3 separate regions of the Homo sapiens genome follow, and regions 1 and 3 are each linked to region 2. A link is a loop called in an ENCODE intact Hi-C map of the cell type or tissue named here. Cell type or tissue: A673. All regions are shown on one strand. Each heading gives the region's core, and the rest is flanking DNA. Links, peaks and the distances in the headings are about the cores only. Region 1 overlaps METAP1 (methionyl aminopeptidase 1). Region 2 has its middle 87 kb from the start of TSPAN5-DT. Region 3 overlaps LOC105377343 (a long non-coding RNA gene).

Evidence for each region. Peaks named below come from ENCODE experiments on the same cell type or tissue, not always from the same donor. Only the 100,000 strongest peaks of a DNase experiment are listed, where the experiment ranks them.
Region 1: a loop joins it to region 2, with 2.5 times the contacts of the local background. A loop is called at or near these places in 6 of 110 quality-filtered maps.
Region 3: a loop joins it to region 2, with 2.3 times the contacts of the local background. A loop is called at or near these places in 4 of 110 quality-filtered maps.

What each region holds. Positions count from the first base shown.
Region 1 is chr4:99,051,268-99,059,563 of GRCh38, forward strand. It overlaps METAP1 (methionyl aminopeptidase 1), which reads left to right. Exons shown (of 11, transcript NM_015143.3): 10 at 6,486-6,551. Among named protein-coding and RNA genes, the nearest start is that of ADH5, 33 kb to the right of the region's middle. RefSeq lists an enhancer at 3,488-3,557. In A673, for the core only: a CTCF peak has its summit at 4,975 (motif pointing left); a DNase peak (open chromatin) is centred at 4,944.
Region 2 is chr4:98,741,946-98,750,241 of GRCh38, forward strand. No RefSeq gene overlaps it. Among named protein-coding and RNA genes, the nearest start is that of TSPAN5-DT, 87 kb to the left of the region's middle. RefSeq lists enhancers at 5,510-6,060, 6,061-6,611. In A673, for the core only: a CTCF peak has its summit at 3,620 (motif pointing right); DNase peaks (open chromatin) are centred at 3,626 and 6,016; H3K27ac peaks cover 1,539 bases.
Region 3 is chr4:98,824,218-98,832,513 of GRCh38, forward strand. The region is part of intron 2 of LOC105377343 (a long non-coding RNA gene); the gene reads right to left. Among named protein-coding and RNA genes, the nearest start is that of EIF4E, 100 kb to the right of the region's middle. In A673, for the core only: a CTCF peak has its summit at 4,813 (motif pointing left); DNase peaks (open chromatin) are centred at 3,684 and 4,794.

The sequences.
Region 1 (8,296 bases), core at 2,229-7,228, 310 kb after region 2:
ATAGTGTCAGCAAAATATGTTGCCACTGTTATACAAAAGGTGTCATGTGAGTTTCCTATTAAAGCATTTGATTAGACATAAGAAACAATTATGAAAAGAGGAACAAAGACCCAGGTGTACTTTATTTTATATAGTTTTTTTGAGACAGGATCTCGCTGTGTCGCCTAGGCTAAAGTGTAGTGGTGCAGTCACAGCTCACTGGAACCTTGACCTCCGAGAGCTCAAGCAGTCCTCCTACCTCAGCCTCCTGAGTAGCTGGTACTTCAGGTGTGGGCCACCATCCCTGGCTAATTTTTATATTTTTGTAGAGACAGGGTTTCTCCATGTTGCCCAGACTGATATCAAACTCCTGGGCTCAAGCAGTCTGCTCACCTCAGGCTCCCAAGGAGCTGGGGTTACAGGTGTGAGCTACCACACCCAGCCTTATATATTATGTTTATGAAGAGTCACATTTATGTAAAACAAAATATGCAATGATCACTGTAGGGAAGTATTAAACTATTGAGGGTTTTTTTTTTTGTATAGCAGAGATATCTTTTGAAATGTAAATCTCTGCTTTAGTTTGTAACTCTATATTCCTAGCCCAAATGAGGGAAGAACCAGGAAATTGTTGTATAACATTCCTCCACTCCTTCTATGTAGGAGAAATCCTTGTTAGGTGAGAGTTTATTTGCTTCTATGTTTGAATCAATGGGTGGGAAGTAATGATGATAATACTCTGCATTTAAACTGTACAGGCATACCTCAGAGGTAACTGTTTGGTTCTAGACCCTTGCAATATAGTGAATATCACAATAAAGCAAGTCATACAGATTTTTTGGTTTCCCAGTGCAGTGCATAAAAAGTTATGTTTATACAGTAGTCTATTGTGTGTGTAGTCTAACAATGCACAACCCTTGATTTAAAAATACTCTATTGCTAAAAAATGCTAACAGTCATCTGAGTCTTCAGTGAGTTGTAATCCTCTGGCTGGTGAAAGGTCTTCTCTTGATGTTGATGGCTACTAACTGATCAGGGTGGTGGTTGCTGAAGGCTGGGGTTTGTATTACATTCTCACATTGTTAGAAATTCCTGGTAGAATTCTTGTTAGAACCTGGGTAATTTATAAAGAAAAGAGGCTTAATTGGCTCACGGTTCTGCAGGCTATACAAGCATGGCAGCATCAGCTTCTGGAGAGGCCTCAGGGAACTTACAATCATGGCGGAAGGCAAAGAGGGAGTGAGTGTCTCACATGGTGGGAGCAGGAGCAAGAGAGAGAGTGCATGGGAGGAGAAACAACCAGATCTCATGACAACTCATTCACTGTGCAGTACCAAGGGAGGTGGTGCTAAACCATTCATGAGAACTCTGCGCCCAGGATCCAGTCACTTTCCACCAGGCCTCTCCTCCAACACTGGGAATTACATTTCAACATAAGATTTGGGTAGGAACACAGATCCAAACCATATCAGGGTTGTTGTGGCAGTTTCTTGAAATAAGACAACAAAGTGTGTCACATTGATTGACTCTTCCTTTCACGAAGGATTTTTCTGTAGCTTGTGATATTGTTTGATAGCATTTTATCCACAGAACTTCTTTGAAAATTGGAGTCAGTTCTCTCAAACCCTGCTCCTGTTTTATCAACTAAGTTTATGTAATATTCCAAATCTTTTGTTGTCATCTCAACATCTTCTCTATGGGTAGATTCCATTTCAAGAAACTACTTTCTTTGTTTATCTGTAAGAAGCAGCTACTCAACTGTTCAAGTTTCATCATGAGATTGCAGCAATCCACTCACATCCTCAGGCTCCATTACTAATTCTAGTTCTCTTGCTCTTTCCACCACATCTGCAGTTACTTGCTCCACTAAGTTTCAAACTCCTCATAGTCATCCAAAAGGGTTGAAATCACTTTCTGCCCAACTCATGTTAATATTGATATTTGGCTTCCTCTCATGCATCACACAATTTCCTCCCATGAATCACAATTTTTTGGTTTTGGTTTTGTTTTTGTTTGTTTTGAGACAGGGTCTCACTCTGGTTGCCCAGGCTGGAGTGCAGTGGCACGATCTCAGCTCACTGCAGCCTCCACCTCCTGGGCTCAGGTGATTCCCCCACCTCAGCCTCCTGAGTAACTGGGATTACAGGCACGTACCACCCTGCCTGGCTATTTTTTTTTGTATTTTTAGTAGAAATGGGATTTTACTGTGTTGCCCAGGCTGGTCTTGAACTTCTGGAGTCATACATTCCACCCGCCTCTGCCTCCCAGAGTGCTGGGATTACAGGCGTGTGCCACCACACCCAGCCTACAAAGTTTTTAATGGCATCGAGAATGGTGAATTCTTTCAAGAAGGTTTTTCAGTTTACTTTTGTCCAGATTCATCAGAGGAATCACTATCTACGGCAGCCTTAGAAAATGTATTTCTTAAATAATAAGACTTGAAAGTCAAAATTCCTTCTTGATCCATGAGCTACAGAATAGATGCCATGTTAGCAAGCATGAAACCAACATTCATCTCCTTGTACATCTCTGTTAGAGCTCTTGGGCGACCAGGTGCATTGTCAGTGAGCAGTAATATTTTGAAACGAATCTTTTTCTCTGAGCAGTAGGTTTCAGCATTAATATTATTAATTATATTAACTATATTATATGTTAATTATATATTAATATTATTAAAATATTCAGTAAACCATGCTATAAATTGAGGTGCTGTCATCCAGGCTTTGTTGTTCTGTTTCTAGAGCACAGGCAGAGTAGATTTCGCTTCATTCTTAAGGAATCTTTAGGAATGGTAGATGAGCATTGGCTTCAACTTAAAGTCACAAGCTGCAGGATCCCCTAACAAGAAAGTCAGCCTGTTCTTTGAAGCCAGTTGTTGACTTCTCCTCTCTAGTGAGAAAGTCCTAGGTGGCATTTTCTTCCATTAGAAGGCTGTTTTGGTCTGCATTGAAAATCTGTTTGTTAGTATAGCCACCTTCATCAATTATCTTAGCTATATCTTCTGGCAAATTTGCTGCAGTTTCTACATCAGCACTTGCCGCTTCACCGTGCACTTTTATGTAATGGAGACGGATTCTTTAAACCTCACGAACCAACCTCTGCTAGCTTTCAACTTTTCTTCTGCAGCTTTGTCACCTCTCTCAGCCTTCGTAGAATTGAAGAGAGTTAGTGCCTTGCTCTGGATTGGGCTTTGGCTTAAGGGAATGTTGTCGGTTGTGTGATCTATCCAGACCATTCAAACTTCCTCCATAACAGCAGTAAGACTGTTTTACTTTCTTGCATTTGTGGGTTCAGTGAAGTAGCGCTTTCAATTTCCTTCAAGAACTTTCCCTCTGCATTCACAATGTGGCTAACTCTTTGGAACAAGAGACCTAGCTTTTGGCCTATCTAGGCTATTGACATGCCTTTCTCATTAAGTTTAATCATTTCTAGCTTTTGATTCAAAGTGAGAGACATGTGACTCTTCCTTTCAGTTAAACACTTAGAGGCCATTCTAGGGCTATTAAGTGGCCTAATTTCAGTATTGTGTTTCAGGGAATAGGGAGGCCTGAGGAGAGGGAGAGAGAAGTGGGGCAGGCTGATGGAGCCTTCAGAACACACACAAACATTTGTTTGCCGTCTTTACATGGGCACAGTTTGTGGTGCTCCAAAACAATTAAAATTTTAACATCAAAGACCATTGATCACAGATCACTATAACTGGTGTGATAATAATGAACATGTTTGAAAGATTGTGAAAATTACCAAATTGTGACACAGAGACATGAAGTGAACATGCACTGTTGGAAAAATGACATTGTTAGACTTGCTCAGAGCAGGGTTGCCACAAATCTTCAATTTATTTTTAAAAAAAAAAGCATCTGGTCAGATGTGGTGGCTCATACCTGTAATTCCAGCACCTTGGGAGGCTGAAGCAGGCGGATCATTTGAGGTCAGGAGTTCTAGACCAGCCTGGCCAAAATGGTGAAACCACGCTTCTACTAAAAATACAAAAATTAGCCGGCCATGGTGCATGCAACTGTAGTCCCCAGCTACTCAGGAGCCTGAGGTGGGAGGATCACTTGAACCTGGAAGGTGGAGGTTGCAGTGAGCCGAGATCGTGCCACTGCACTCCAGCCTGGACAACAGAGCAAGAGTCCATCTCAAAAAAAAAAAAAAAAGAGAAAAGAAAGAAGGAAGCAGTATCTGTGAAGCATAATATAGTGAAATGCAATAAAACAAGGCATGCCTGCATATTACAGTCATTCTGTGAGAGACTATAGATCAGGTACAAATTTTTTAAAAAGTACCTAAGAGTGTCTGCGATAGTATAGTCACTCAGATAATGTGTATTTGTTGAGTGAGGTATGTTGGGAAACTGAAACTTTAATCAGTGTAAAAATTATTGAGAGATATGTTACATGTTGTTTTAGTCTTTGAAATCCAAAGGGCTTTTGCACTGATAGCCTCAGTTCTGATTGGTCACTTTTCAAGTACTTTCTAGCTATACATGGCCAATGCTGCTGTTCTGGACGGCAGAGTTCAAGAGTCTTTCATCCTTTTTACTTTCTGTGACACCACACTGACATTCTTGACGTTTTCTTTTTGGTTTCTCCAAGGAAATACAGACCAATTCTGTATATGTATTAAGCATGTCATTTTGAAAGTTTATGAATTTAGAAATTAAAAGTCAAATGTTTGTTTTTCTTTTCTTCCTTTTTTCAAATGACCTTAGGATTTTATAACAGTTTAGAAGCTCCAGATTTGAAATCTGCAGTAAGTGTATTTTGGCAATACCTAAGATAGTGGAAAGCAGCACGATAGCTATTCATCTGGAAAGTTATGCAGGAATATAAACGTGTAGGGGAGGTTAGACCATTCCTGGAAAGAGGAGAGTTTAGTTGAGTCAGCCTCAAAGGGCGGGCAAATTTGCCATTCATAACAAAGTTGCAGATCAGAACAACCTCGCAGAGGAACCCTGAAAAGCTGATGTATTAGCCATCTGGTGGTCAGGTTGGGCATTGCAGTCATTCACTTAGCTGATACCCTTATTAGGTTTTGTTTAACTTGGAATTTAAATTAGTTCTCCATTTTTGTCTAAAAAAGCCTATTCCTAGTTTTAACATTTTTGGCATTTTTGAGGGGTATGGCAGGTCTGGTCACTGTAATTTATTGTTGTATTGCTCATGATGATCCTGAAAAAAACTTACATTAGTGAACTTGGACAAAGAAGCTAAAAAGTACTTGGAGAGAGAAATGGAGTTTGCTTTTTTGCTTTGAATTAAAAAATAATGGTCTCCTTAGTTGTTTGTTTTTTGTTTTGTTTTTTGTTTTTTTTGTTTGCTTGTTTGTTTGTTTGTTTTTGAGACGGAGTCTTGCTCTGTCGCCCAGGCTGGAGTGCATGGCACAATCTCGGCTCACTGCAAGCTCAGCCTCCCGGGTTCATGCCATTCTCCTGCCTCAGCCTCCCGGTAGCTGGGACTACAGGCCCCCGCCACCACGCCCAGCTAATTTTTTGTATTTTTAGTAGAGACAGGGTTTCACCATGTTGGCCAGGATGGTCTCGATCTCCTGACCTCGTGATCCACCAACCTCGGCCTCTCAAAGTGCTGAGATTACAGGTGTGAGCCACTGCGCCCGGCCTTGTTTTTATTTTTGAGAGAGTCTTGCTCAATCGCCCAGGCTGGAGTGCAGTGGCGCAATTGATCTCAGCTCACTTCAACTTCTGTCTTCTGGGTTCCAGTGATTCCCTGCTTCAGCCTCTTGAGTAGCTAGGATTTCAGGTGCACGCCACCACACCTGGCTAATTTTTGTATTTTTAGTAGAGACAGGTTCCGCCATGTTGGCCAGGCTGGTCTCAAACTCCTGACCTGCCTCAGGTGATCCACCTGCCTCGGCTTCCCAAAGTGCTGGGATTATAGGCATGAGCCACCGCACCCAGCTTATTTTTTAAAAAGTAGGTTAATGTGCATAGATTTTGTTCTTCTTTGAAGATGAGAAAAACACAACAGCTTATGAAACATTATGAAAATCATGTAGTTTCTATGGGCTGTGCACCTGTGTGCAAACACATGCTTACCCCCCAAAGCGGTGGGAAATTTCTGGCATAATCTGAAACATCTGTCATTCTCCTTTGAGCTTCTCTACCCGGATGAGTAGTGGAACTCTTGGTTCTGTGATTGCAATTCTAATCATGAGGTAATAGAAATCAAGGCACTTTTCTTTTATTCTTTATTTGCCACTTTTCTTTTTATAGAAGTGATACTCATCTCTGAAATACAGCCTACAAATACCTCTGTTTTCCTAGAGAACACATAAGCGTAATTGAAATGTGCCTAGGACAATACGTGCACCATATTAGATGGCTGCCAGTATAATACCTGTTTGTTGAACTTTAAGAAAGGGAATCAGGGTAATTAATTTAACAATCACTGATGGGAATTTGAGTTATGTACTCTTTCTAGTTAGCTGTTCAACAGTACACTGTTGGTTTTGCTACCTTTTGAGATTTTTTTCTTTGATTTCAGAAAATAAAGCAGTTGGAGTGATGAAGTCGGGCCATGTATTTACAATTGAGCCAATGATTTGTGAAGGTGAGAAAAAAGGATGCCATGATATTTTTCAATTGAATTTATATGTATTTTAGGTAATTCATCATGTCAGTGGTCTTTTCTACCTGCTTGCTTTTTGCTTCCTACTCACTCCCTGTCCCACCTCAAACTTGATTCAGTATCGTGAAGAACTGAAAATTGTGAGGGTTGGCAAGAACGGCATGGGTTCTGCGTGGTAGTCTTCTGTCAGGAGATGCTGAAATGCTTGAATTCTGGTCCCTTTTCATAAAGATCATGTCAAAGGGTGCATTGTAATAATGAGGTGCCCAGGTCAAGTCTGTGCGGACGTTCTTGCTTGATGTAGGAGAGGGAAGAGGAGGGAACAGAGCAGAGCATTGACGAGCCACCCAGTTCGAGGCAGACATGATTATATGATTTAATTCTTCACAATTTATAAGGTAGGTGTTACCCCATTATAGAAACTAGGAAACTGGTCCTTGAAGAGGGTGGGTAGCTTGCCTGTAACTTAGCTTGTTACTTGGCAGAATTTGTCAGACTCAGCTCATGAGCTGTTCTGACCCTTCATGGTCTGTACTCATGTCATCACGTGGCATCATATAGCTATTGTGGGGAAAGCACACCAAGGACACTTGGAAAGCACACTTGGCTCTGGCAGCCTCCCCACTGTTGTCATCTCTTCCAGACAGGCTTGTAGCAGTGATAGGAGACTGGGAGTCACAATTAGGGCTCCTCACCGAGATTTTCAGAGTGATTCTGGTAATGGAGCTTTCTGGTTAGGGGATGCAAAGTGAGGCAGTAGCAGTAGAGCTTGTGTGTCCTGAGCCCTGTTTTAAAGGATACTCCCTCTCTTGATCCTTCCAGTCTTTTTATAACCCAGTCTTGGGAGTGACTTCTATATTGTCTTTCTTAGAAGTGATTCACTGAATCCAGCCCGCACTCAAGGGGAGCAGGAGCTCACACAAGGGCCTGCATGCCAGGAGGCTGGGGATCACTGAAGTCACTTTAGAGGCTGCCTTCTAAAGCTGGTTCCTTATTGCGTTTTCTGTAAAATGAAAATTAGAATCTCTATCTTGCCAACACCCAGGGCTGCTAGACTGAGATGATTTATGTTATGTTATATACTTTAAAAGACTGCACAAATGTGCAGTAAAGTTTTTGTCATCCTCTTATAATAAGGATAAAGTTCTGATCACGTGCAACCAGTTGTAAAGATGGTAAGTATTTAGCAGTGAAAAGAAAGATAGTGGGAGGAAATTGTCATTTTGGCTACGTATTTCCATTAACTAGCACCTGGTTGGTGAGCCATGATGTAGTGTTTTCAGTAAGCAAATAACTTTCTATACAGCCAGCACAGGTAATTAATCATCAAATTATAGCAGATATACTTGAAGTGTAACTCAGCTAGGTTAAATCCCTGGACTAGAAAGTCTCAAATCTGCAGGAGAATTTCCTCAGAATAGCCAAATAAGTTTGACTTGACATTACTAAAAATCCTGTTTTATCAGATCACAATAAAATTACAGTAGTAATGTTTTAAATTTGTGTAAAGGCCATTTGTGTAAAGGCCATTACATTGAAAAACATCGATGTACTCATCTTTAGTTGCTTGATGAGGCATGAGTTAACTTTTTTAGGCCGCCTCGTATTTTCTTTTTAGCCTGGGATTTAATATTGCAAAAGTAGTTTACTTCACTACAGAGTTTATGTTCTGGGATTTGTCTGTCTGAGGCAGTGAGTCCTAGAGGTAATATGTTTCACCTAAAGAT
Region 2 (8,296 bases), core at 1,021-6,020:
GTCTCAAAAAAAAAAACAAAACCCTAAAAGATTATTGTAGATTATTATTTTCTAGTGTTTAAAGGATGCTGAGGCATATTCTTTTCCACAATTTTTTAAAAATTTGATCTCAATATAATAATACATAAATTACACATGCATTTGATTTTCTTTTTTTTTTTTTAGATGGAGTCTCGGGCTAGAGTGCAGTGGCGCCATCTCTGCTCACTGCAACCTCCTCCTCCCGGGTTCCAGCGATTCTTGTGCCTCTGCCTCACGAGTAGCTGGGATTACAGACCTGTTCCACCACACTCCACTAATTCCTTTGCATTTTTAGTAGAGAGGAGCTTTCACCATGTTACCCAGGCTGGTCTCAAACTCCCGACCTCAGGTGATCTGCCTGTCTCAGCCTCCCAAGCGCTGGGATTACATGTGTGAGCCACCTCGCCCAGCCTAAAATTCTTTTTCTGTACTAGTCCACACTATCTTTTCTCATGAAAATGTATTATTAAGCAGGATTTGTCTAGTAGAACCAGTTTGCCCTTGGTTATAAATGCATAGAAGATCAAAAACTAAATTAAAGCTGGAGGAACCATTATCAGGATTATTTTCTTCAGCTAAAAATGTGGGGAAAGATGTCCCACCTTCCTTCAGTTAGAACCAGTGCCAAACTATGTAGTAACTTACAAGATTTATTTTAGTGACCCTTGGAGAAAATTCTATGTCTTCTTGATGTAACCTATTCCAACATTAAATGATTTTCGTTAATATAAAAATCTCTCGTGCAGCAATCTAAGCTGTTTTTCTTTTTTTTTTTTTTTTTTTTTTAGACAGACTCTGTCTCTGTTGCCCAGACTGGAGTGCAGTGGCATGATATTGGCTCACTGCAACCTCCGCCTCCCAGGTTCAAGTGATTCTTGTGCCTCAGCCTCCCTAGTAGCTGGGATTACAGGTATGTACCACTATGCCTGGCTAATTTTTTTTGTAGTGTTAGTAGAGATGGGGCTTCGCCATGTTGACCAAACTGTCCTGAAATGATCTGCCCACCTTGGCCTCCCAGAGTGCTGGGATTACAGGTGTGAGCCACCGTGCCCTGCCTGTTTTTGATTTTCTTTTTAAAGTTATTATTTAACAATGACTTTCCACAGGCTATTGCCCCTTAGACTTCATGTCTCCAGATTGAACAATCCCAACTCCATATGCAGACCAAGTCAAATAATTTCCCTTATATTTATTTGGAGTTCAAGAACATATGAGCAACTAGAGACATTAAGTGAGGACCAAGCACACACACACACACACACACAGGCACATGGACAGGCACAGTCCCTTATTTTAAAAGTGTCTAAGGTTGACTCCAAATTTTCCATTTTAACATTTTAATTAGGGTAAAATATACTTCATTTTGCCTAAACAAAGACCAATTGTAATAAACCACATTTGCTTTTCATTTTAGTGAAAACTTCAAGTAAAGCCCGAAAGGGTCTTCCACTGCGGAAGGGACCTGGGATAAGCTGTAGAGAAGAAGAAGTTGCAAGACCAAGTTTGTTGTAAACATAGGCTTCTAGCATTCCCTGAGCCCTCTCTGTGCATGGAGCTCTACTCTGAGCCCGAGACTTAAGGAAGAAGCTTATCCTTTCCTGGAAAGACAGGGCAAACAAAATGAGAACCCATGTTAATAGAGAAGATGGGCACATAAATAATGACTTACAGGGTAGAGCTAGGTGCTTGGGATGGCAAACCACATGGGGCAGAATACATGAATTTGACCTAAAGAGATTTTTGTGGCTCTTTTATGGCTACATTCTAGGTCAAGAGACTTCAACCAAATAGCTCTATCTTCTTCCATTAGGGCTCCTCTAACAAAAATACCTTAGACTAGTCATTTATAAACAGTAGAAACTTATTGCTCACAGTTCTGAAGGCTGAGAATTCTGAGACCAAGACTCCAGCGGATTCGGTGTCCTGTGAGGGCCCCTTCCTTATAGATGATGCATTCCAGCTGTGTCTTCACGTGGCAGAAGGGGCAGAATAAGTTCCCTCTAGCCTCTCTTATAAGAGCACTAATCCCATTCATGTGGCTCTGCCCTCATGACCTAATCACCTCCTAAAGCCCTCACCTCTTAATATTATTGCTTTGGTGATTAGGTTTCAATAATAGATTGTGGGTGAGAGAACACAAATGTTCAGACCATAGCTTCTGGGTACAGAGGAGGTCCATCATATTCAGCCTCTCTGCAGATGGCCTTACCCATGGCCCAGATGCCTCTCCAGAATCTCTGAAAAGTCATTTCATTCTGCAGGCCCTTTCTCCTCCACCTCGTCCATTTACCTATAGTACAGCTACCTGCCTTCCTAATTCCTACTGGTGGGAGCTTCAGGTGTGGGGCCCAGAGACTCTTTATGTGGAGTCAACTCATCTCAGATGGGTCTTGGTGAGAATGAGATGGTGCCAGTGTTAGCAGCAGTGAATCCGTATGGGTTTGCAGCAACTCGATTCTTGGCTCCTCAGAGGAAAGAATTCACTGGAGAGGCATAAGGCAGATTGAGAGACCAAAGCAAGTTTTAGAGCAGGAACCAAAGGAAGTAAAGTATACTTGGAAGAGGGCCAAGCAGGCAACTTGAAAGATCCAAGTGCACTTTCAGCCCTTCACTTGGAGGTTTATACATTGGCATGGTTCCAGGGTTTGTGTCTCTCCCTTGATTTTTTCCTTGGGGCAGGCTGTCTGCATGTGGTGGCCTGCCAGGACTTAGGAGGGGCTACATGTGCAGTGTGCTTACCAAAGTTTTGTGCATGTTCATTTGAGGTGTTTTTCCCTTACCAGTTCATATGGTTTGGCTGTGTCCCCACCCAAATCTCATCTTGAATTGTTGTTCCCATAATCCCCATGTGTCATGGGAGGGACCCAGTGGGAGGTAATTGAATTATGGGGGTGGTTACCCATGCTGTTCTCATGATAGTGACTTCTCATGAGATCCGATGGTTTTATAAGCATCTGGCTTTCCCCTGCCAGCACTTCTGATTCCTGCTACCCTGTGAAGAAGGATGTGTTTGCTTCCCCTTCTGGCATGATTGTAAGTTTCCTGAGGCCTCCCCAGCCATGTGGAACTGTGAGTCACTTAAATCCCTTTTGTTTATAAATTACCCAGTCTTGGGTATAATTCATAGAAGCATGACAACAGACTAATACACCAGCCGAATATTCTTAGAAGAAGTTCATATACCAGTTAAACACCACCATTTTGCCTTTTAGGGCACATGCTTGAGTCCACTTACTCAGCTCCTGAGATCTTATCAGGAAGCCGCTGATCACCCACTTCAGGTGTTTTCTATCTAATGGGAGCCTGCCTTTCTCTGGTGCCAGCTGTGTCCAATTATTATTTTAGAGTGACAGTTAACAACAACTTGAGCATCACCTGATGGTCACCTGACATTCCTTGTGGGGACCTCTCCTACCCTGCTCATGTCTGCCCAGCTACCTACTTTTACACCGGGGGTAATAGAACTAGGGTGTTTAGTACCATTAGATGCAATGACCTGTAAAGATTGACTGAGTAACTGCACATATGTCCTGTTTCCTCTTTTATCCCTAAAGCATATGTTCTCTGAGATCTCCCAATCTACTATCCACTCCCCAAGAGGGCGCTCTGGAACCAGGACACACTCAAATCACCTAGTTTTAAAAACTCTCCAGATGAGCAGTGCTGCCTCCATGATATTAACCAGTCAAATCTCCAAGAGGTCAGACTCCTGAGGTCCAGGGTCTCAGCCAACATGTGCGAGCTCCTTGGCAAGCTAACATTTTGACACTGTTTCAAATTAATATTTTAAAAATATTCTAGGATTTTCAGCTTAATGTTTGCGGGAGATGACAAAATGTTCGGGCAGATGGGTGGAGCAGGAGGACATGGATGCCAGGACTCAGCATCTCCTCTGTTGACCCAGCAATCCTGCCTTGGCTGCACCTCACTAAGGGAAACAAAAGCTTAGTGTTAATTGCACTCATCTTCCTTAGACCGTAGTTAGTTGACCAACTATTTTTATTCAAGGGTGCCTCTTAGAGGTTCTAATTCTCAATCCAAGTGGCTGTATAAGAGCTTTATTTCTTTGAACCACATGCAGTACTTTCCCTGAAAGGAATTTGGTGAGTGTAATTTTCACCTCTCATTATATTTCCAATGAGTTCTTAGTGCGCTTGCGTGCACGCATGCACACACACGATCAGGACTCCTGGAAATTGCCATATTAGTCCATGTCTTGATCTAATATTGCATGGACAGAATTTCACATGGGTCATTTGTTGTCCTAGTACTTTTTAAGTTAGCTTAGTGCAAACAAAACACAAAACTAAAATAATTTACCTCCTAAAGAATTCAGAGCAATTTAGAGAATGCATCATAAAAGATTGCTTTCAATTTTTTAAATTTTGTTTCTTTTTCAAGTTGGGGTATTGTTCTGTCACCCAGGCTGGAGTGCAATGGCACCATTATGGCTCACAGGTACCTCAAACTACTGGGCTCCCGCAATCCTTCCTCCTCAACCTCCTGCCACCTGCCACTGTGCCTGGCTAATTTTTTTTTTTTTTTTTTTTTTGGTAGAGACAGGGTCTTGCTTTGTTACCTAGGCTGGTCTCCTGGGCTGAAATGATCCTCCTACCTCAGCCTCCCAAAGTGTTGGGATTATAGGCATGAGTCACCGTGCCCAGCCCAACTCTCAAATTATATCACACAGGCAGGAAGTGTCTGATAGCAGGTGGCATAGGCTCTGTGGGACTGTTTTCTTTTAAGAAACAATCTCTCATCATCAACATGCTTGAGGCCCCAGGAAAGGTCTTTAGTGCTTTAACTTGGGCACTCTGTGTTTGTCCAGCTGCACTGACATTTCATGGTGTGGGTGAGTCAGTGGGGAAGGGAAAGGCAGCAGCCATGAGAGGCAAGCCAAGGATATGGAACCTCTGGAAAGAACCAAAAAGATCAATGGGTGTCCTGCCTTTTCACCTCCCTATCCACTGGATTCACTTGATAGTAGTAGCAGCAAAAGAGCCATCCAGTCAGTAGGGACCTGCCTGGTCTGCAACGAAAGAAGGAGGCTTTCTGGGCCCTATTTCGTCAAGAGAAGGATTTAATATTTCACTTAGCCAGACCTCCATGTTCAACTGAAGGACAGACATCCCCGTGGATGTCTAAGCAGACATTTATCCTGGCAGCTGTGGGGCCAGATTCCTGGACTTTATGACTCAGGCTTTTTCAAAAGCAAAAAAACACTACAAGAGAAGGCCCTCATTATTTAAAAAGAATTAAGGATTCCCAGTTCAGGCAAGTCTTCCAGGGTCCTAAACTGGGGATCAGTCAGGTGAATTCAGCCAGTGATTGGTTTGGTTCACACAACGTTTTATTTTTTATTTTTAATTGGCAACCCCTGCACAAAGCAACAATACTGGAGGTAGGGTTTCAGGATTTAGACTGAGGCCCACAAGTGTTTTCTGAGCACTCTGGATGGGCAGGCTCTCTGATAGGCCGGTTCTCTGATAGGCCAGTCTTCCGGTCACTCACTCTAGTCCTGCCCAGTGACCTTGAAATAAATTGCAGCGCAAAATAGCAGAGTGCCCCACCTTCAGAGTGTTTGAGACTTTCCCCTCCTGAGTGGAAACACGGAGGCTCAGAGCAAGATTAGGAGAATCAGTCTTGGCAACAGATAAAGGGATCAATGGAAGAAGGAGCAGCTGAGGCCTGGGGAAATTTACATAAGCCTGCTAGAAGTAGGGGCTCAGAGCCTCAGAAGGGACAGTAAGAAACCAGACCAAAGGAAAACATCTGTAATGAGCTGTGAGGACCAGTGAGCTGCAGAGGTCAGAGCAGGCACCTCCCCACCTACAGAACAATCAAGCAGTTGCCAAAGCAAACCTTTCTGCAGTTGGGATTTATTTTATTGTCATTCTTCCCTTCCCATGGCTGCTGAGCCTTTGAAGTAATCCTCAGCGTGAAAAGATAGGAGGATGTGCACATAAGAGGCCCTTTGAAAAAGCCTTAGGGAAAGTAGCCAAGCTCCGGAGGGAGCAATTGTAAAGTGACTAGAACAAGGAAGTAGGGAAGGACTGTGGGGAGACCAGGCGGGTAGCTTAAAACCCTTGCCATAGCAAGCCTTTTTTAAGTGGCAAGCCAGAAGGCCCAGCCCAGTGGGCCTCAGCCAGCACTTGGGCTCATGGTCCTATTTCAGCATGAAATTCATTCCTGTGACTGCAAGGGAGCCGAACAGTACAACGATCTTAATGACTGTATTGCAAACCACAAAGGATCTATGTTCATGAATAAGCAATAATCAGCTGAAAACATATTATGTTTACCACAAAAAAAAAAGGCGGAAAGAGCACAAAATCTAGTGAGTAAAGTGTAGGCAGCAGATAGTAATGTGGTAGCCGATGTTCATCCCCTTGACCACTCTCATCAGGCCCAGAGACATGGTGCTTACATTTGCTCCAGTGGAGACTGGATAGAAAGAGTAGAGATGCAAAGAAAAAAACAACCTTAGCTTTTTAGGGAAAACACTAAGGGCTCTGGCATAAAACTGGAGAGATTACAGGGGGTATGTGAATATACAGAGCAGGTACCTCATCTGCTCTGCCATCATGACCAATAAAGAGCTTTGAGCCAGAGAGAGGGAAAAGAGTTTGCAGTCAAGGAAAATTATAAATTATAGCATGAAGTCCCTGTACTGTGCTTCTATACCCTGGAATACATCCTGGGGGAAGAGTGACCAGATGCCCCATGAAACATGAAGAGATCCAAGGCAGAGAGAACTCATGTCCTGTTCTTCATCTGGATATTTGATGTCTGTTTGGAGAAGGCCAACAGGAAAATGGTATGGAAGATCTAACCACCAGAGGGCCAATAGCTGACCCCATGTTCCTAGTGGCTTCCAAGTGCCCCAGAAGATTTTGCAGGTAACTGAGAGAGAAAGAGAGGAGCAGTGCTGCTCCAGGATTGCTTGGGTCAAAGTGAAGATCCAAGAAGTAGGAGACCTGGATTACGAGACTTGTGTCAGTGATGGGAGAAAGTTGCGGCTGCAGTCTTGGAGGCATCCTCAGCTCCGTGGTGCTAAGTGGGAGCAGAATGGACACTCATATGAAGATGGGCTCTCACCATCTGTAGGAGTAAGCACCATGGGCTGTGCGCACCAAGAACAAGGCTGGTCCAGGTGACGTGGGATGGGGTGGGGGCTGTGATAGGAGACCAGAGTGGACCCATTTTCCTCCTCTGGTGGCTTCAGTGGGATTTTCCATAAGCCTCCAGGAGTTTAGGATAGACACCACAAAAAGGGGAGGAAGAAAACCCTGAGGAAGGGGGAATATAACTGAATTTCCAATTAGAAGATACTGGAAAGTTACTGGCTGGGGCTGAGAAGACCCAGAAAGTAGCATTTGGAATATGATGATGAGAGCTGGCACAGCTCTGGGAACTAATACCACTCAGGGTCCCTAGGGAAAGTGGAGGAAGTACTTAAGTAAGAGAAAAGACAAATTAACTTGTCAGAGCCATCTGTTAGGTAGCTCTAATGCAGTAGATTCTTGCATAATGAAGTATCATTTAGTAGTAGTGGTGAGTGCCCACTTTCTTGCTTCTTTTCAGATTCCATTTGGTGGATGCAAAAGTATTCACAGATTAGCACAGTATTTGCAACAGTGGCACATGAGGACAAAGGTCATGTTGCAGTATTAAACAATGTATATTGTTCTTAAATGTGTAGCATGTGGTTCTAGGTTGGTGGTTCTAGGGACTCCTCAAGTCCCCAGAGCCTTTTAGGGTCTGTGAGATCGAACTGTTTTTTCTTAGGACAGTATTTGCCTTTTTTTTCTCATGGTTTCATAGGTGTACAGTGGAGTTTTCTAGAGGCTGTAAGACACATTATGCCATTATTGCTCTGATAGCTAATGGTGTCTATATTAATGTATTCTTGTGTTTTAGGAACTTCCCAGTATTAATTCTAAGATATAAATATCGATAAAGTATTCCATGTAAACAAAGGCTATTTGGAGTTCTCAGTAATTTTTGTAGTTTAAAGGAATCATGAAACCAAAAGTTTTTAGAATGCCTGCTCAAAGTACGATACCAATTCTCTGTATTGGCAGCTTGATAGACATTAAGCACTAGAACTGCAAATTACATCCTTTTTATTTTTTTTGAGACGGAGTCTTGCTCTGTCACCCAGGGTGGAGTAAAGTGGCGTGATCTCAGCTCACTGTAACCTCCACCTCCCGGGTTCAAGCGATTCTCCTGCCTCAGCCTCCTGAGTAGCTGGGATTACAGGTGCCCACCACCA
Region 3 (8,296 bases), core at 1,795-6,794, 83 kb after region 2:
TCTAAAATAATAAAAATAAAAATAAATTAGTTGAATCATTGATTACAAACACAACTTTGGTCAGGTGGATTCACCTTTTTTTAATCCCTCTTCAATGAAATAGTAGAGAGTGGGTATGATGGAGTCTGGCCCTGTGACACTCTTTTGCAGCTCTCTTTTTATCAACTTCATATATTTTAACCTGATCGATATTTATTTGATATGTTTACTTGTGTATTGCTTGTGTCCCTTATTAGAATATAAAGACTACATCTGTCCTGTTCACCATTGTACCTTCCTTGAACCAGGCATAGCAGATAGCACATAGCAAGTATGTGACCATCATCTGCTGAATAAAAGAATACAGCTCATTCATTGTTCAGTGAAGATCTTGGCTGTCTTGGAAGTATTTTTCTGAATAAAAACAAATCAACAAAAAAAAACAACAAGCACAAAAATATACATATTGGCATAGAAAGATTTAGAAGCAATTTACAACAATCCCATTTTTGTTAAAAAAAAAGTATACTTACAAATATGTGAACATAAGAGGTTAAAAATGGATGCTTCTAATGGTGTGGGACTAAGAGTTTTTTCTTTTTCCTTACCTAATTTTCCTGTAATGAGTGTATATATTGCTTTTGTAATGAGAAAACACAAAATAAATTTGGAGATTGGGTGTTAAGATTGACTAATGAAACCTTTAATAAACAAACAACAATAATAAATTCTAATGGTTAACCAGGCACAGTGGCTCACGCCTGTAATCCCAGCACTTTGGGAGGCTGAGGCAGGCAAAACACCTGAGATCAGGAGTTCGAGATCAGGCTGGCCAACATGGCGAAACCCCATCTCTACAAAAAAATACAAAACATTAGCCGGGCGTGGTGACACACTCTTGTAGTCCCAGCTACTCAGAAAGCTGAGGCAGGAGAATTGTTTGAATCCGGGAGGCAGAGGTTGCAGTGAGCCAAGATGGTGCCATTGCACTCCAGCCTGGGCAACAGAGCAAGACTCCATTTCAGAAAAATAAAATAAAATAAAATAAATACAAAAAATAAATAAGTAAATTCTAATGGAGCCATTAGAAGAAGGGTATTTGGGGGTCTTTAGCCTCACTTGTTTTCTTTGATGTTCGTAACCGATATTTTCTCAAAATCTTGTAAGGTGAAAAAAAAAAAGGCAACTTCAATCCCCTGTTTCCATCTAGTTTCCTCACTTAAGATTCTCTTGGTAGAAAATCTGGAAGCACTCGTCGCAAATGCCTTTACAACACTATGTTGAAAAATAAAGCTAGGTGGAGACGATAGACCTCCAAAGGGCAGATTTTCATAGCACAATTGAGTATCTCTGAGCCTCAGTTTCCCCAACTATGATACAGAATAAACTAGACTGGAGCATTTCTAAGGTACTATCAGTTCTTATGATCTTATCACTATATTGATTATATAATGGGTATAAGAGTTTATAAGCTTAAAATATCATAGATGGTAGAATAGAGAGAGAGAGAGAGATCGGACAGATAGATATTTCCATATACTGAATCTCTTTTGTACAGATGTATAAGTAGATTTTACTATATTTAACAATGCTAATGGATGCTAAAATCCACAGCATTTCCATAAAAAGCAACACAAATACTAAAATAACCAACATACCCTTACCAAAAATGTTTAAAAGTGAAAAAAAAATCAAAAGTTCTGTCTGACAATTTCAAACATTCTCTTTACTAGAAATTGTTTTTAACAAAAGCTTAGGGAAAATTTATTCCATATAGGTTTAGAGAATTGGACATAATGTACAGAACTTGAGAGCACAAATTTCTGGTTAAGCACAGTTACCAATAAGTTCAAGCTTGGAATTTTTAAGAGCAAAAAGTAGGTAGACACTGGTAATTTCTCTTAAATTATAGAAAAAATTGTCTGGCACATTGCAAATACCCAAAACTTTTTTTTGTTGGATTAATAAAGGAAAGAATACAATATAGTGAATACAAGGGCTCCAAACACACAAAATAATTCATTGCAATCACACATTAGAAGAGACAGTTCCAAGTTTAGAGAATTACCCTCCTTGCCTCACTTTCAGCTCCTCTCTACTTTTTGTCAGCATATTTCTGCTGAGGATGGTCATTTTACCTCATAAAGGTGTCCTCTCACTACCCTTGAAATAACTTACTCATAATATAGGAAGAGACAATAGACAGGGAAAATAAGTCAAACATTAAATCAGCAGTGTCAATATAACACATATTGTAAAGTTAGGAGTTTGGTCCCAGACCTCACAAACCCAGTTTAAGTACTGGCTCTAGCAGTGGACTTTAAGCAAATCATTGACTCTCTTTGAATCTCAATTTTCTCAGATGTCTTACTCAGCTACTGATTATTTAAAGATTTTTTTTAAATAATAGGTTTGAGATATAACTCACATATCACACAGTTCACCTATTGAAAGTATACAATTAAATGGTTTCTAGTGTAGTCATAGAGTTATGCAACTACCACCACAATTTTAGAATGTTTTCATTACCCCTATACCTATTAGCAATCACTCCACATTTCTCTCCATCCTCCCTCCCTCAGCCCTAGGAAATCACCAATCTATATTGTCTCTATAGATTTGCCTATTCTGGACATTGCATATAAACGGAGTTATACAATATATGGTCTTTCATAACAGGCATCTTTTACTTAGCATAGTGTTTTCAAGGTTCATCTATGTTGTAGCATGTATCAATATTCCATTTTATTGATAAAATATACTCTGTTTTATGGATGTACAATGTTCTATTTATCCATTTATCTGTTGATAGATCTTTAGAGATTTTGTTAAATGGCTTCTGTTCCTTGGAGTAACATTAACTTAGGTGGGTTGCTTTTTTCCCTTTAGTTATCTACAACCAGTTTATAAATGAAATTCCTCATTAAAATAGGTAGTTAGCCAACACCAAGCAAATGTTCTTAAAATGCCATTATTGTCCTTTGCTCAAGCAGTTGTAGGATCCTGCCACATTTGTCATCTTGACCTCATTTATGGCCATATATAGACACTGCCCACTACCAACAACTGCAACACCATCTAATCCTTGATTTCAATGGCTCTGCTCTGGTACCTTCTATGTTTTCAGTTGACTTCCTCAACTACTGTCACTCCAGCAACTCTTTGCCCTCACCAGAATATCCAGTCCATCCACCCTCCAATCTTTTCACTGTCCAGCAATCCCTTCATGTTCCCTCTCTCTCTCTCTCTCTCTTTTTTTCTTTCCGACACACCAAGGTCCATGCAGGAAACTGCATGTTCTCATTTCCTTCCTTACCCAGCTTAGAAGCCATGATCCATCATCATCATCATGATCATCATCATTCTCCTGCAGGAAAACTCCACTCCTAGTCCCTCTGCCCTCTGTTGTCCTTGCCCAGCAACGTTATAGCCCTGGTCTAATGCCCTGCCTACTCTGTCCCCAAATTTGAGAAACTGAACATGACTGGATAAAACCACCCAATATGCTGAGGGTCATTACTTTAAATGAGTGATCACAAATCTCAAGAGGGCTTCCAGTATGCCTGAAAAATCCTATTTCATTTCCTGTGTTTATTTACTCAGTTTCCTCTACAGCTGTTGCACACTTTCTTCCCTCTTCTTAAATTTCGAGCCTCTTGCCCTTTCTCACTCTCACTGATGAACTCGCTTTTTATTTCACTCAGAAAACAGCTGCAATCATAAAATAACTTTTTTGGCATTCCTTCAACAAATCTACCTTCATCTATATGCATATACTCTGCCAGAATCTTTCCAATTACAGCAGATGAACCAAGTTTGTCAGAGCGAGAGTATACATAACCACTGATGAAAGTTCTGAAAAAAAGATTTAGATAATCATGGAGATTTTAGAGTTAAATTAGTGTAAAGTATATAGAAAACTAATTTTAGGGCCATATTCTCCACTTGTATACTGGATCCCAACCCCTCTGGCATTCTGCAAAAAATTGCACAGCAAAAAAAAAAAAAAAAAAAAAAGTAATCCTAGTTTACTACCTGGCTTATCTATGGATAAGGTTTAATAGTCATAATAAAATAAACCTGAATATGGACCTAACAAAAATTATGGGGTTAGGCATCATCTATTAATTTCCCACCATGGAAGATGAAAATTTAGCTTTCTGTCCTTCCCCTCAGCCTCTCTGATAAATAAGAACTTAAGAAAGTAATTATCTCTACTCTGTCATCCCTTTCTCACTGTTCATAGGAGAGCCACATCAGAGCATTTTTGAGCATTTTCCTTCATGGGGAAGGCTCCAGGGTGGTTCTTAAAAAAATAAAGAAAGAAGAAAGAAGGAAAGAAAGAAAAAGGAAGAAAGAAGGAAAGAAAGAAAAGAAAGAAAGAAAAGAAAAGAAAAGAAAAGAAAAGAAAAGAAAAGAAAAGAAAAGAAAAGAAAAGAAAAGAAAAAGAAATATTAATGTCCCTCTCTTCCCCATACCACTAGGATCTAGGGTGTTCCCTCTGCAGGTGCTAAGGTTTTTGCTCCCTCTTCCATTGCTACAAAATCCAGTCCAGTGGCTATGTCTTCACCTTCTTTTCCAGTCATATCCCTGCTTTTACTCATCATTTTGTTGAAAAGGTCAAGTGCAAGATGGACAAAACTTACAGAGGCCTATTACATCACAAACTCTGGCCAACCTGGGCCACTATATGGGGACTTGGCAAGCAGTGTGCTTAACTTAGTGGTCATTATCTTTATGATCTAGGATCATGTCAATACAAAAAGAGAATCCCAGTGCCTGAGTCAGAATTAAGTTTGACTCTTCTGTGCCCCCTTTTGGCTAGTTGTCGCTCGGAGGGTGTGCCAAACAGGCTGGCCCTGGTTGCTCTTAGAAGAAAGAAAGAAGCGTGCCCAAGAATGGTCGGGACAGAATCCCACTAAGTCTACATAGCCCTTCACCTCTGGTCATCACCCAGGGAGTGACTGAGAGGAAATGACTCCTTTTGGGAAATAGCTGCGTTAATTGATCAGATTGCCTCACTAAGGTGTGTTGAGTGGTAGGAGGTGAAGGAAGGAGAATTAGAAATCTTTTTGAGTGGGTTTTTTAGGAGGCCATTCTAACACTCAATGATACCAGATGCCTGTGAATGGTAGAGAACATGGAAGGTCCATTGAATTTCTTCACAATCAGCCTATTGTTGAGTGGCTAATTTTGTGACAGTCACTTTTATGATAAAAAGTATACTAATATCAGACTACAAGTGATTCAAAAGTCCAAGTACCTAACACAGGTGACTTTCAAGGACCACAATTCTGGACAGTAAATGAACTTTTCCCCTGCTTGAGAGGAAGGGACTATCTCTATCTTCCTTGACTGTTCACTACAACAACGTGAAAAAAGTGTCTGGACCCAGGCAGGCAGAGCCTCTGCTTGCAAGATGTACAGAAACGTGAGAGACCCATTTCTTTAAACAAATAGTTGGATACAGAATTAATATCAGAAGGAATGACAGAAAGATATATATTTACATATTTATATGTACATGTATAAACATATACACACACACATACACACATGCATATATATATCACAACGAATTACAACACAAAGTAGGGCTGAGTGCGGTGGCTCATGCCTGTAATCTCAGCACTTTGGGAAGCCAAGGCGAGTGGAACACTTGAGGTCAGGAGTTCAAGACCAGCCTGGCCAACGTGGTGAAACCTCATCTCTACTAAAAATACAAAAATTAGCTGGGCATGGTGGTGCCTGCCTGTAATCCCAGCTACTTGGAAGGCTGAGGCAGGAGAATCACTTGAACCTGGGAGGCAGAGGTTGCAGTGAGCTGCAGTCATGCCACTGCACTCCAGCCTGGGCAACAGAGTGAGACTCTGTCCAAAAAAATAATAATAATAATAAAAGAAACAAATGGGTTAATTATTAAAATTAATATTGCTAAAATAAGAAATAAATAAGCCTGTGAATATGATACCCCAAGAACACAATAGCATTCATATTGTTTTCCAGCCAAAAGTTCATACCTGAATCTGACTATGAGAAACCATCAGACAAACCCAAACTGAAAAAATTCTATAAAACAACTGACCTGCCTTCTCCAAAATGTCTTATGAAAGTCAAAGACATTCTTATGAAAGACAAAGAGAGACTGAGGAACGTCCTCTAAAGAGAGTGAAGAGTCATGATAACCAATGATCCGCGACTGATCCTGTCCCAAGAAAGAATGAAATTGCTACAGATGACATTATTGTGACAATTAATGAGATTGGAATATGGGCTGCAGATTAAATAATAGCATATAGCAATTTTAAATTTCCTGAGTTTGATTACTGTATTATTACAACATAAGAAATATTTTTGTCTGTAGGAAATACACATGGAAGAATTAACAGGTAAAGGGGCATGATAAAAGTAACATACTCTCCAATGGGTCAGAAAAAAATGTATCTATACTGAGAAAGAGATAATAAAATAAATATGGCAACATGTTAAAACTTGGTGAATCTGAGCAAGAGGAGTATGGGAGTTCTTTGTACTATTTTTGCAACTTTCTGGTAAGCTTGAATTTTTTAATAAGAAGGAAAAATAAAAAATTTAAAATAACAAATACTTGGGGGTAAAGTATTAAGAAGAATTATTCAAGATCTCTATGAAGAAAACTTTAAAACTCTACTAAGAGACACAAAAGGAGCCTTGAATAACTAAAAAGGCATCATAATGAAGAAATAGCTTCATTAAGATGTCAATTCTCCTTAACTAGGTGCATAAATTTTATACAATTTTGATTGACTTAAACAGCAAGAAATAGCACAAAGTCATTTAAAAAATACTACAGTAGATATTAAAATGTACTATAAAGCCAGTTGAATAATGTTATATGGTAAGGTAGACTGCTCAGTGGACTAATTACAAAGGCAGAAATGCATCCAAATACACATGCACATTTTTGACCCAGCAATTCTTTTTTTTCTTTTTATTTTATTCATTCATTCATTCATTCATTCATTCATTCATTCATTCATTTTTAGATACAGGGTCTTGCTGTGTCACCCAGGCTGGAATGCAGTGATGCAATCATGGCTCACTGCAGCCTTGAACTCCTGGGCTCAAGCAATCCACCCACCTCGGCCTCCCAAAGTGCTGGGATTACAGGCATGTGCCACTGTGCCCAGCCTGACCCAGTAATTCTAATTATTGTATTTTGTCAGGTAGGTAATATTTGCATGTATGGAAAATGACATCTGTACAAAGTCATTCATTACAGCACATTAGTAATACCAAAACATTGAAAATAGCCTTACTGTTCATTAATATGGGACTGATTAAATAATGATCTTCCCACACAAGGGAATTCCATGCATCCAGAAAGGAAAATGAGAATATACTCTATGTACTGATAACAAATGATCTCCTAGATGGAGAGCAAGATATTTAGTACACCATCACTTAATTTTTTAAAGGAAAGGAGGGGAAAATTACAAGTGTCTATATCTCTGTGTCTATATACATTGTGGTTGATAGAAAACAAAGAATGGCAATGGGAATTCAAAATATTACTTTTATTATTGATAAAGCTCATGTCAGAGAACACAACTCAGGTATGCGCCAACAGTAGATTCCCCAGTACTAAACCCAAGAACTAGGCAGTCTCATTCACTTGGGCTGGGCCCCCACAACCCTCCCCATGTGAGGGCCACTCTTGTCCATGCTTAAACATGATTGGAGAGCAAAAAGTCTGTTTGCTGGAGTCACCTTGCTCCAAAAAGGAAGGGCACGAAATAACTAAGCTTCGTGCACCAATTTTTCTGCCACCCTCATCAATCATATAACTCATTATTTTCTGAGGAGAGGAGAAAGGGATGGGGGCCGAGGCCAGGAGAGTTAGGGAAAAAACACTTTTCAGGTAAACCTTGTGGATGAACAAAAGAAGTCCTTCCCCAGCCCCTTCCCCAAGAGAATAGACAAGAAACTGGAAACTCTGAAGGCCTCTGGCAACAGGCACTAGATGACTGGGGGCGTGGACAGAAGGAGGCCATTTACTGGGTTGCCTTTTCCATTTTTGAAATTTTGAACCAGAGGACTCTATTTATATTGAAATATAAATAAAAATATTTCCAAATGATTATGTGCAGATAATTAAGAGCTGTAAGGAAAGAATAAAGGAAAAATATTGAATTCATGTATCATTTGCTTCATGATGAAATGAATGGAATTTTACCTAACTTGATATAATTGGAAAATGTTTCCAAAACACAGGTAACCTACCCAGAAAGTATAGTTGATCCAGCCATGTTTTTGCTCCTTCTGCATGAAATGTATT